2 separate regions of the Mus musculus genome follow, and region 1 is linked to region 2. Evidence: chromatin loops called from intact Hi-C (ENCODE). Cell type or tissue: heart. All regions are shown on one strand. Each heading gives the region's core, and the rest is flanking DNA. Links, peaks and the distances in the headings are about the cores only.

The links. A loop is a pair of places that touch in the nucleus more often than their neighbours do. Peaks named below come from ENCODE experiments on the same cell type or tissue, not always from the same donor. Only the 100,000 strongest peaks of a DNase experiment are listed, where the experiment ranks them.
Region 1: a loop joins it to region 2, with 6 times the contacts of the local background. A loop is called at or near these places in 6 of 42 quality-filtered maps.

What each region holds. Positions count from the first base shown.
Region 1 is chr14:122,105,745-122,110,129 of GRCm38, forward strand. It overlaps Tm9sf2 (transmembrane 9 superfamily member 2), which reads left to right and starts at 1,338. Exons shown (of 17, transcript NM_080556.3): 1 at 1,338-1,691. The coding sequence starts at 1,524. It overlaps A330035P11Rik (RIKEN cDNA A330035P11 gene), which reads right to left and starts at 1,230. Exons shown (of 4, transcript NR_015586.3): 1 at 40-1,230. In heart, for the core only: a CTCF peak has its summit at 1,938; a DNase peak (open chromatin) is centred at 1,307; H3K4me3 peaks cover 2,906 bases; H3K27ac peaks cover 1,966 bases.
Region 2 is chr14:121,876,812-121,881,196 of GRCm38, forward strand. It overlaps Ubac2 (ubiquitin associated domain containing 2), which reads left to right and starts at 1,795. Exons shown (of 9, transcript NM_026861.2): 1 at 1,795-1,963. The coding sequence starts at 1,933. 1810041H14Rik (RIKEN cDNA 1810041H14 gene) reads right to left here and starts at 2,597. Exons shown (of 2, transcript NR_130999.1): 1 at 2,397-2,597; 2 at 48-200. In heart, for the core only: a CTCF peak has its summit at 1,844; a DNase peak (open chromatin) is centred at 1,740; H3K4me3 peaks cover 2,259 bases; H3K27ac peaks cover 1,760 bases.

The DNA.
Region 1 (4,385 bases), core at 75-4,074, 230 kb after region 2:
AGAAAAATAGGTAAGGTGTGTGGGGGGTGTTAATCCTACCTCTTTATATTTGGAGACAGCTGCTTCCTTTTTCGACAAAGGGCGTTGTCTTGACTTAGCCCAAAGTTCAGTATGTGCATGTATTTGAGATGGTGTGCGCTGATGGACACGCCTCCTTTTGTTATAAAAGTGGTCAGGACCGCCTGGGACAACTACTATATCACCTATTTTTTTGTGATATAGTATTTTTTAACTTAATCTTTACCACTCTTTGAGAGGGTGAGCACCCTTGTCTTCTCTTCTAACTTTCATTTCTCCAGTGATGAACCCATGCCCAGAGGCACATCGCTAGATCACAATGTTCCAAAGCCAGGACGCTCAGCCAGTACAAATTACCTTTGATGTTAAAGCTCTTTTTAGGTATGTCAGTAGTTCTTTCTGTAGGTGCTAGAGCCATTGAAAATCTGGTTAGTTGTAAACTTTGGGGAAGGGAGCAATATATGAGCACACAGAAAAAATTTAATAGCATGAGACTACAAACTTTTTTGAATTTACCTATTTTCTGAATTTGCCTTTTCTTGAATTTGGGGGTTACAGTCATCCAGGACTGTGTTTTATATTCTAAGATGATGCACTTGGGGAAGAATTCGGTTGAAGTCTAAAACTCCATGGGCTTTTTATGCTAAACTTTTCTCCTCCTTGAGCATAATGCTTGCGCACTAACACAGAGACATAACCATTTCCCATTATCAATGGGAAAAGCTATGCACCTTGTCGAAGAGTAATAATGCCGTAATAGTCTTCCTTAACACGACTGCTTTGCTTAACTAAGCCCCGGTATCTTCATTGCAACCTGCCATTGCTACTTTATATTTACTACCCTCTCTCATCTATCTCATTTCGACTTTCTGAAAGATATGTTTGTTGTGTGCACACTTCTCCCACACAAGAATGTCCCAGCATTTCCGATGCTTAGGAATTATTCTTGCAAATAACCTCTAAGAGCTGTTTAAAGATTTACGAACCGCTCTTTCCATTTGTTCCCTTACCCTGGCCCCAACTAGGTAACCCCTGAGCTCTGCCTCATCGACCAACTCGGTCTCCATCAGAAAGTACTTGGTTCATCAGTCCTGAGCGGACTGACGGGTATGAGGTGACAGAGGGCAGAGAAGAGGTGCGCCCGAGAAGCGCGGCGCTCTGGAGCGCCACGGTGGAACCTGGAACCCGACTGTGGGTGCCGGAAGCGCGCAGGCGGAAGTCACCCAGATCCCGGAACGCGGATCTCTTGGCCGCCCCGCCCGGAAAGAGCCCGCTGCGCTTGCGGCGCCGGCACTGAGCATGTGCGTGCGGCCCCGCGCATGCTCCGTGGAGGCCCGCTTCGGTTTCTGTCGCGGGGCCCGCGGTGTCTCCTAGCGTAACCGGAACTAGCCGTTGCGGGCCGGCCTTCTCTGCGCTCGGGCCTTGAGGTGATCTCCGAGCGCCCCGGACCCCTCCTTCCTCGCCGTCCCCCTCGGCTCGGCCGCTCGCCTCTCACAGCCGCCGGCATGAGCTCCAGGCCGCCAGCGTCGCCGCCAGCGCAAGGCTCCAGGTTGCTGCTGCTGTCGCTGCTCCTGCTAGGGACGGTCCCAGGCCCGCGCCCGGGAAGCGCCTTCTACCTGCCCGGCCTGGCGCCGGTCAACTTCTGCGCCGAAGAGAAGAGCAACGAGTGCAAGGTGGGGGAGGCCTGTCGGGCTGCGCGCCGCGGTGGGAGCGGGGTCTAGGAGCGGGGTCAAGGAGCGGGAAGGGGCGTAGCTGTGGGTGGGGTCGCATTTCGAGCCGCGACGGGACGGGGGCCTGCGGACCCCGGGTGGTCCCCGCGGGCTCGTCGCTGCAGCTCGGGGCGCTTTGCCCGGACCCCGGCGGCTTGCGGAGCGCCCTTGGACTGGCCTGCACGCAGGTACGCGGTGACCCGATGCCCACACGGGGCGCTCCCAGCCGAGCGACAACTTCCAGTAACTTAATTTCGTAGCTCACTGTTTTATTGCACTTTCCTAGAACTCCTGGTCATGACGGCTTATTCTCTCTAGGACTTTGATACCGAACTTCAAGAATACTAGTTGATCATTTAACCTGTGGATTGTGACGCATTCTAACCCTCCTTGAAAACCGCGTTAATAAAGACTAGTTGTAGTTAAGTTTAGTCCCTGGCCTTTAAATTTTTTTTTAAGCTATAAAATTTTTAAGAGACCCCCAAATGGGTTTCTCCGCGATGGCTTTAAACACTTAAAAAGCAGCAGAGAGCGGGAGAAAGAACCTGCCTTGAAAATGTTGGTTTCGTAGGCCATCCGCCCACACGTTTTTCAGTTTACCAGCTGAAAGCAGCTTTTAGGTATCAGGTGTAGAGCATCACAATACACCATTATTTCGTAAAGTTACTAAAACTTAACCATTTGGAGGATCCAGGGCCTCTCAGAAACCGTTAATTTTAATACTTCAAATAATGGTTAAGAAAACGTTTACACTTTTTATTTACTAAAATTTTAAGCTGGTGTTTATTTTATGACTCTTAGCTATACCACAGTTGTGAATTTTGAGGTTGTTTTAGAGTATTAGGGAGGCTATTAAAGTTTTCATGGCATTTTGCAGCTTCTCTTTAGGTTTGTGGGCTATCCTGTGTGGCGTTAACATGGTCACTACAGTTTTAGAAAGAAACAAACGTGTATCTATGACACGTAAGTCGTAGAGGGTTCAATAATGCCTACCAATCGGTAAGATTCACCCAGGCACACAGTCCATTAACTGTGGTACCCGGAAAAGCAGGAACTTCTGCCTCCTTCTAGAGAGTTCTGACCTAAAGTGAGATCCAGTCTTACAGGCACACTGAATTTTTCTGTTAAATATTTCAGAAGCCAACCTTTATAAACAAGTACTTGGTCTGTAAATGAACAGTGAATGTGTGTTGTATTCGTAATTTCTTAGAGAAATACATTCCTGGCTCCTCCATCAGCCACTGGAGAACAGAGGCTTATTAATAAAATCTGATGTTACGAAAGGTATGGTCCACATACCTAGAGAGCATAGATGAGGAAATGTTTGTGGATTAGAGTCTTCTGGAGAAGCAGCAGAGATGTGACACTGGACACGGACTTTAGAGAGAAGTGTGAGTGGATTTGTGGGTGATTTGTGTTGTCTCACAAGGTCTTTAAGTGTCCTTTTGAAGTTTCTGATCCTTTGAGGGTTTGACTTAGATAGGTGTGGGGATGAAACAGGCAAGACAGATCATATTCTGGATGTTGGCTTGCTGTCCTTGTTCTCAGCTACTCCGTTAGCAGTAGGAAGAGGGCAAATGTCCCTAGGCTCTTCTCTAACTAGCTGGCGTGGAGACTTAGACATCTTCCCTTTTCTCTCAGTAGGGAGCTATTCTGCTTAGTAAACAGTTTAAATTTTTATTCCTGCGGTCAAGATGGTAACTTTACAAACATCCCTTCCCTCTTTTCCAAACAGAAATTTACCTCACAGTTTGGGAGGCTGAGAAATCAAAGTTTTAGGTGCTCACAGATTTAGGGTCTGGTGAGGATTCATTTTCTTCCTCGTCCATGTGTATGTATGCCTCATGTGGTGGGAGGGATGAAAGAGCTTCTTTAGCCTATTTTTTGAGAACACTAAACCATTCATGAGAACTCTGTCCCCAGGACTTGGTCATCCCTAAAAGGCTTTCCTTCATAGTACCATTGCCTAAGGGTCTACTTTTTCAATACAGGAACTGGGGACAGGAGAACATAAACATACCACTCCATATTTCCTGAGGGGACAAGAGTGAGCAGAGAGGTCCTTGATGCTGTTGATATGATTTCTGGTTCTTTCCCCACCTCTATAACACAGGAATAATTATGTTTGCTTATGTGTTTCCCTTGAAAGGTATTTCAGATTTCTTAGGAGAAACACTGTCTTTTACTGGTTGAGTGCAGAATGAAGCAGGTGTAGCTCAATGCAATGTGTGCAGCACCGCATAGTCTTATAGCTTCTGCTATGAAGTCCTCATCCCACATTAACTTGGTATGGATTGCCTGATGATTTCACTATTTTGTTTCCTTAAAATTGTTGTATAAGCCTTTGGTGTCTGGGTACACCTTTAATCCCAACACTCAAAGACAGAGGCAGGTTTATCTCTTTAGTTTATGGCCAGCCTTGTCTACATAATGAGCTGTAGGACAGGGCTATGTAGAGAGACCTTTTGTCTCAAAAGCAGTAACAACAACAACAACAAAGTTTTATGTTTAATTTTCTGACAGAGAAATATGAGTTCATTAAACCTAAAATCCTATTTATGTTCTTCTAACTTCTGATATATGGTCTTCGCCTTTGTAAATGAGTTTTGTGATTTACTCTTTTTTTTTTTTTTTTACATAATACCATTACATGTGCAT
Region 2 (4,385 bases), core at 113-4,112:
AATGGGAAATGCTTTATTTCAGGTGCAGAACAAGACGATCAAGCCTCTTTTCACAAAATAATCTTTAATTCAAGGAGCTAATGGGTTCTCAGTAAGATTTTTGGTGACTTGGGTTGTCAGTGACTTGCACACTGGCTGTTGCTACTTCTTGGTGTTTATAAATCCAGGTGACCAGAACTGCTGCACTGATGTTCACGATACTGGAAGAGGAAAAAAAAAAGTGTTTCCTGTGGAATAATTTTCAAGAGTTTCAAGTTTTGACCACTTCATTTTTGGTATATTTCCACTCAAGTGTTTTCATTTCCTATGAGCCCTGAATTTGTGACGATTGAGTTTTCATGTTGATATCAGTCAGTATGTGCAACTGCTACAAAACTTCTGACTACTGTTCATCTCACAGCTTTCTATCTTTTCAGATTTCAGATCTTCCAAACATACTAATGTTCAACGGAATGAGGAATTTACTTCATTTCTTCCTCTCTAACCCTGATTAGATAATAACCTTTTATAGTTTATATTAGTTTACCATAAGTGGTTACTATCTATAATATATAGGACTTAAGTAGACAGGATTAAATTTCAAAACAGTAATTTAAGAGACATAATGTGACTTTGAAGCTTTCCTTAAATCTACACTATCCCCCTCGTTTCTATGTATTTAACCACTATAGGGCCATTTCTTAGATGAATCAGGCAAAAATGTCCAAATTCAACCATTCAGTTTTGACACCGGGTACTTTCCTAGGCAAACCATTTTAAGGAAGAATGCTTTTAATGCCTGGCTCAATACCCTGTGGGGATTCCCTGCGCACTTCTCTCTTTTTAGTTTGTTGTGATGTTTTGGATGAAGTATATGAAGAAAAGCTCACCCAGAGTAGGTCTGGAATTAGAAAAGCAAGCACTTAGATTAAATGGCATTTTTCCCTCCATAAAATGTCAAAGTTTAAATGGTGGCTTCTAGATTACTTGCAACTGGGGATCTGCCTTAACACGCACTTGGTCGTCCTGCAGTTCCAGTTGGTTTATCAGGCGCTGGTTAATTGGAAAACCTTACTACTCATGGATGAAAAAGAACGGGAAAGGAAAAATACACGTTTTAGCATTACTACAAAAATCGGCCGGGTCTTCTGAACACCCTTCAGTGCTCCCAGGGACCCCATAGTTTGAGAACCAGTCTTAAGTGGGCTACAGATTTTGTGGGAATCAGCTTCTGCGAAGATCATAAGGAAATAATTTTCCTGCGAAATAACTCAACTGGATGAACATACAGTCCCCCCCCCCCCCCCCAAGCCCTGGCTGTCCTGGAACTCACTCTCTAAGACCTGGCTGGCCTCGAACTCAACCTCCCAAGTGCTGGGATTAAAGGCGTGCGCCACCACTGCCCGGAACAGAAAGCTAAGTGTATTTTTAAAACTTTTTCTTCTACTAGCCGTCTTGTCCACCCTCACCCCAGCAACCCCAGGTGCTTGGTGGGTCACCGGAAGCAGACTGTTCACTGAGCGCCAAGGCCCACACGGAAGTACTGAGCATGCGTGGGACTCGCGGCCGTCTCGCCCAGTGAAAGGTCAGAGGTCTCGAGAAAGGCCTGGTGTTCTGTGGCGGAAGAACCGGCTCGCTCACGGCGCTTCACGCCGTAAGGTTCTGTACTGGGAATTCTGGCATGCGCCAAACCCGCCCCGAACTACCGGAAGCAGCTACCATCCGGCTCGCCCGCACCTACGCACTTCCTCTCTGGGAAGGAAGGGGCGGGCTCTGGCCGAGTGTGCACGCCCCACGGGCTGCGCATGCGCCTTCTTCCTGGCGGCTCCGGAGCGCCTCGCCGGGCCGACTTCGCTCGCTGGTTGACAGTGCGCCTGCGCGGTCGCTGGGGGCTCTCCACCTCTGCCTCCCCTCCCCCTGACGCCCCGCGGGGGCTCCGGGCCCGGCGGGACCATGTTCACCAGCACCGGCTCCAGTGGGCTTTGTGAGTACCGGTTCCCTCATCCTTGGGCCGCCCTTCGCTCCATTCCGAGCTCTTCCCGGACCCGGCTCGGGGCAGCGGGGGACTCGGGGTTGCAGGAGGCTGGGGGCCCCTTGCCTCCCGCGCCCGAGCCTTGTCAGTTCTTGCTCTTAGGGGGCAGCGGGCGCCGCACCCACCATAGCCCCGAGGGCCGAGGGGGTGCCACGTCCATTCCGCTCCCGGCGTCTCCCACAAGGTGCGCAGCAGCTCCTGCCCTGCTGCAGGTGGGCTGGGCAGTTAGGGTCCAGCCGGGTGCCCCGCTCATCTCGTGGCCCGGGCCCACGCACGCACTTGGCGACTCGAGTGCGGGGCTGGAAGATGTTCCCGTGGGGGCGACGCTGGAACCCTGCTCGGTTCCCTCTCCCCCTTCATTCATACAGGCTTCTTTGGGACCCACCTGATTCCTGGAACGTGTGAATTTCATCCTCCGCTCCAGAATCTGCCCCCTCAATATTAACTTCCACGTACATCTTACCCGTTGTCCTTGAAGAGTTTTTGCGAGCTGAAAAAGTGAGCGCTTTTCAGTGAAGTTAGGAAGTCACTTGGCAAGAGAATGCAAGCTTTGCTTCTGGATGCCGCTGCACTCTCCAGGAGTGTCTGCGGTGGTCAGCAGGTAGAGGGCGGAGAAGTTTATTCAACCTCCAGGCACCCCCCCCCCCCACGACATTATGTTGAGTTGACTTTAGAGAGTGGACTCTTAACTAAACAGTGTTGAGATTAGGCATTGATACACTAACAGCAAACTGTTTGAACAAGCCGCAGTTCGCAGTTTCTTTCTCTGTCGGTATTTCCCATCTCTGCGTGTGAAGTTAATGTTGCTAGAGCACAGAAGTGCCTGGCATCTCCAGATGGTACATTCTGTTGTGAACGTCATGAGCCTTTCAAAGAACACTCCTGTTACATAGTCTGAGAGCTGACTGTCAGAGCCAGCGACATAATTTAAAGTCGTCCTCACCTCTCACCGTAATCTCAGGCTTTGAAGTAGGTTTAATGTTGTTTATGATCTCCATATTTAGTACCTAATTTAAGTTATGGAAACGTTGACGTATTGGCCCCAGAATCCATCAGAACTACTAGTGAGTTGGTCTTCAAACTACTGTTTGGATGAATAAGGTAGTGTGGCTTTCCTAGGGTTACACTATGTGGGTGGATCTGTCAACAGCAGATTTCTTCGATTTTAGTTGTTCTCAGCATCTTGAGGCACCCTTTTGTACCAAACATGTAAAAGTTAAAAAGTGACAGTCTGGGGACATGGCTCAGTGGTTATGAAGCTTGTCCTGCAGGCATGAATATCTGAGTTCTAATTCTCAATACCCATGTAAAAGCTAAGGCATGCAGTGTGTGTCTATAACTCACCAGTGAGAGGTGGAGGCAGGAGATTCCCCAGGGCTTTGCTGGCCAGCCAGTTTACTGTGTCAAAAAAAGTGGAGTGATTCAGAAAGACATCCCAATATCAGCATGCACACAGGTATACACGTGCACACACACGTGCGCACACATATGCACACGGGAGAAATCTGATCGAGGGCAGCACAGTATGGATTAGGTTGTAGTCGCATTTGTAGCACAGCTTTAAGAAAGGTAATCATTTGTTATAGCTGGCATGGGTGCGTGTTGAACAGGTGTGTTCTCAGGGCCAACTGTAGCCTAGGGAAAGCTGAGGTTATAGGTCCCTCTTGAGCTCCCTCGAGCCGGTGTTCAGAGCGGAGGAGTTACTGGGATGGCTTAGGTCATGCTTTAGGTGTGCATTTGACAAGCATCCAGGACCTGTGAACTGTTTGGTTTTGGAAACACGGTGTTAGGCAAGTCTTAGGTTCAATGTTTCTGATTTTGACAATAGAGCTTAGTGGTGGTTCTCCCTAGATCAGTCATTTGGCCGTTCCTGAATGTAATGACTTTTTCTTTTTCTTTCCTTTTGTTTTGTTTTGTTTTCTTTTTCTTTTTTTTTCAAGACAGGGTTTCTCTGTGTAGCCCTGGCTGTCCTGGAACTCACTCTGTAGACCAGGCTGGCCTCAAACTCAAGAGATCCACCTGCCTCTGCCTCCCAAGTTCTGTGATTAAAGGCGTGCGCCACCACCTCCCGGCTTGTAATGACTTTTCTTGCTTCAGTGTTTTCTCCTACATAGCTACTCCGCTGAGTGATGTCCTTTTAGGTAGGCAGCTGTGTGGCTCCGTGGTTAGGTCAAAGGTCTGATCCTGAGGAAGAAGCAAGCACCCTCAGAGGGGTGATTGATACATCTCTGCCTAGAGGCTGTGACTAGCCATCTTTCTGGCCATTTCCCGCACCTGCCTGCCCATCTGACATTTGTGATCAGGAGATAAAGGTGCTTTAGTGCTAACACTTCGCTCCCCTCCCGTTCATTCAGTTGAGGACCTCCTGAAGCCC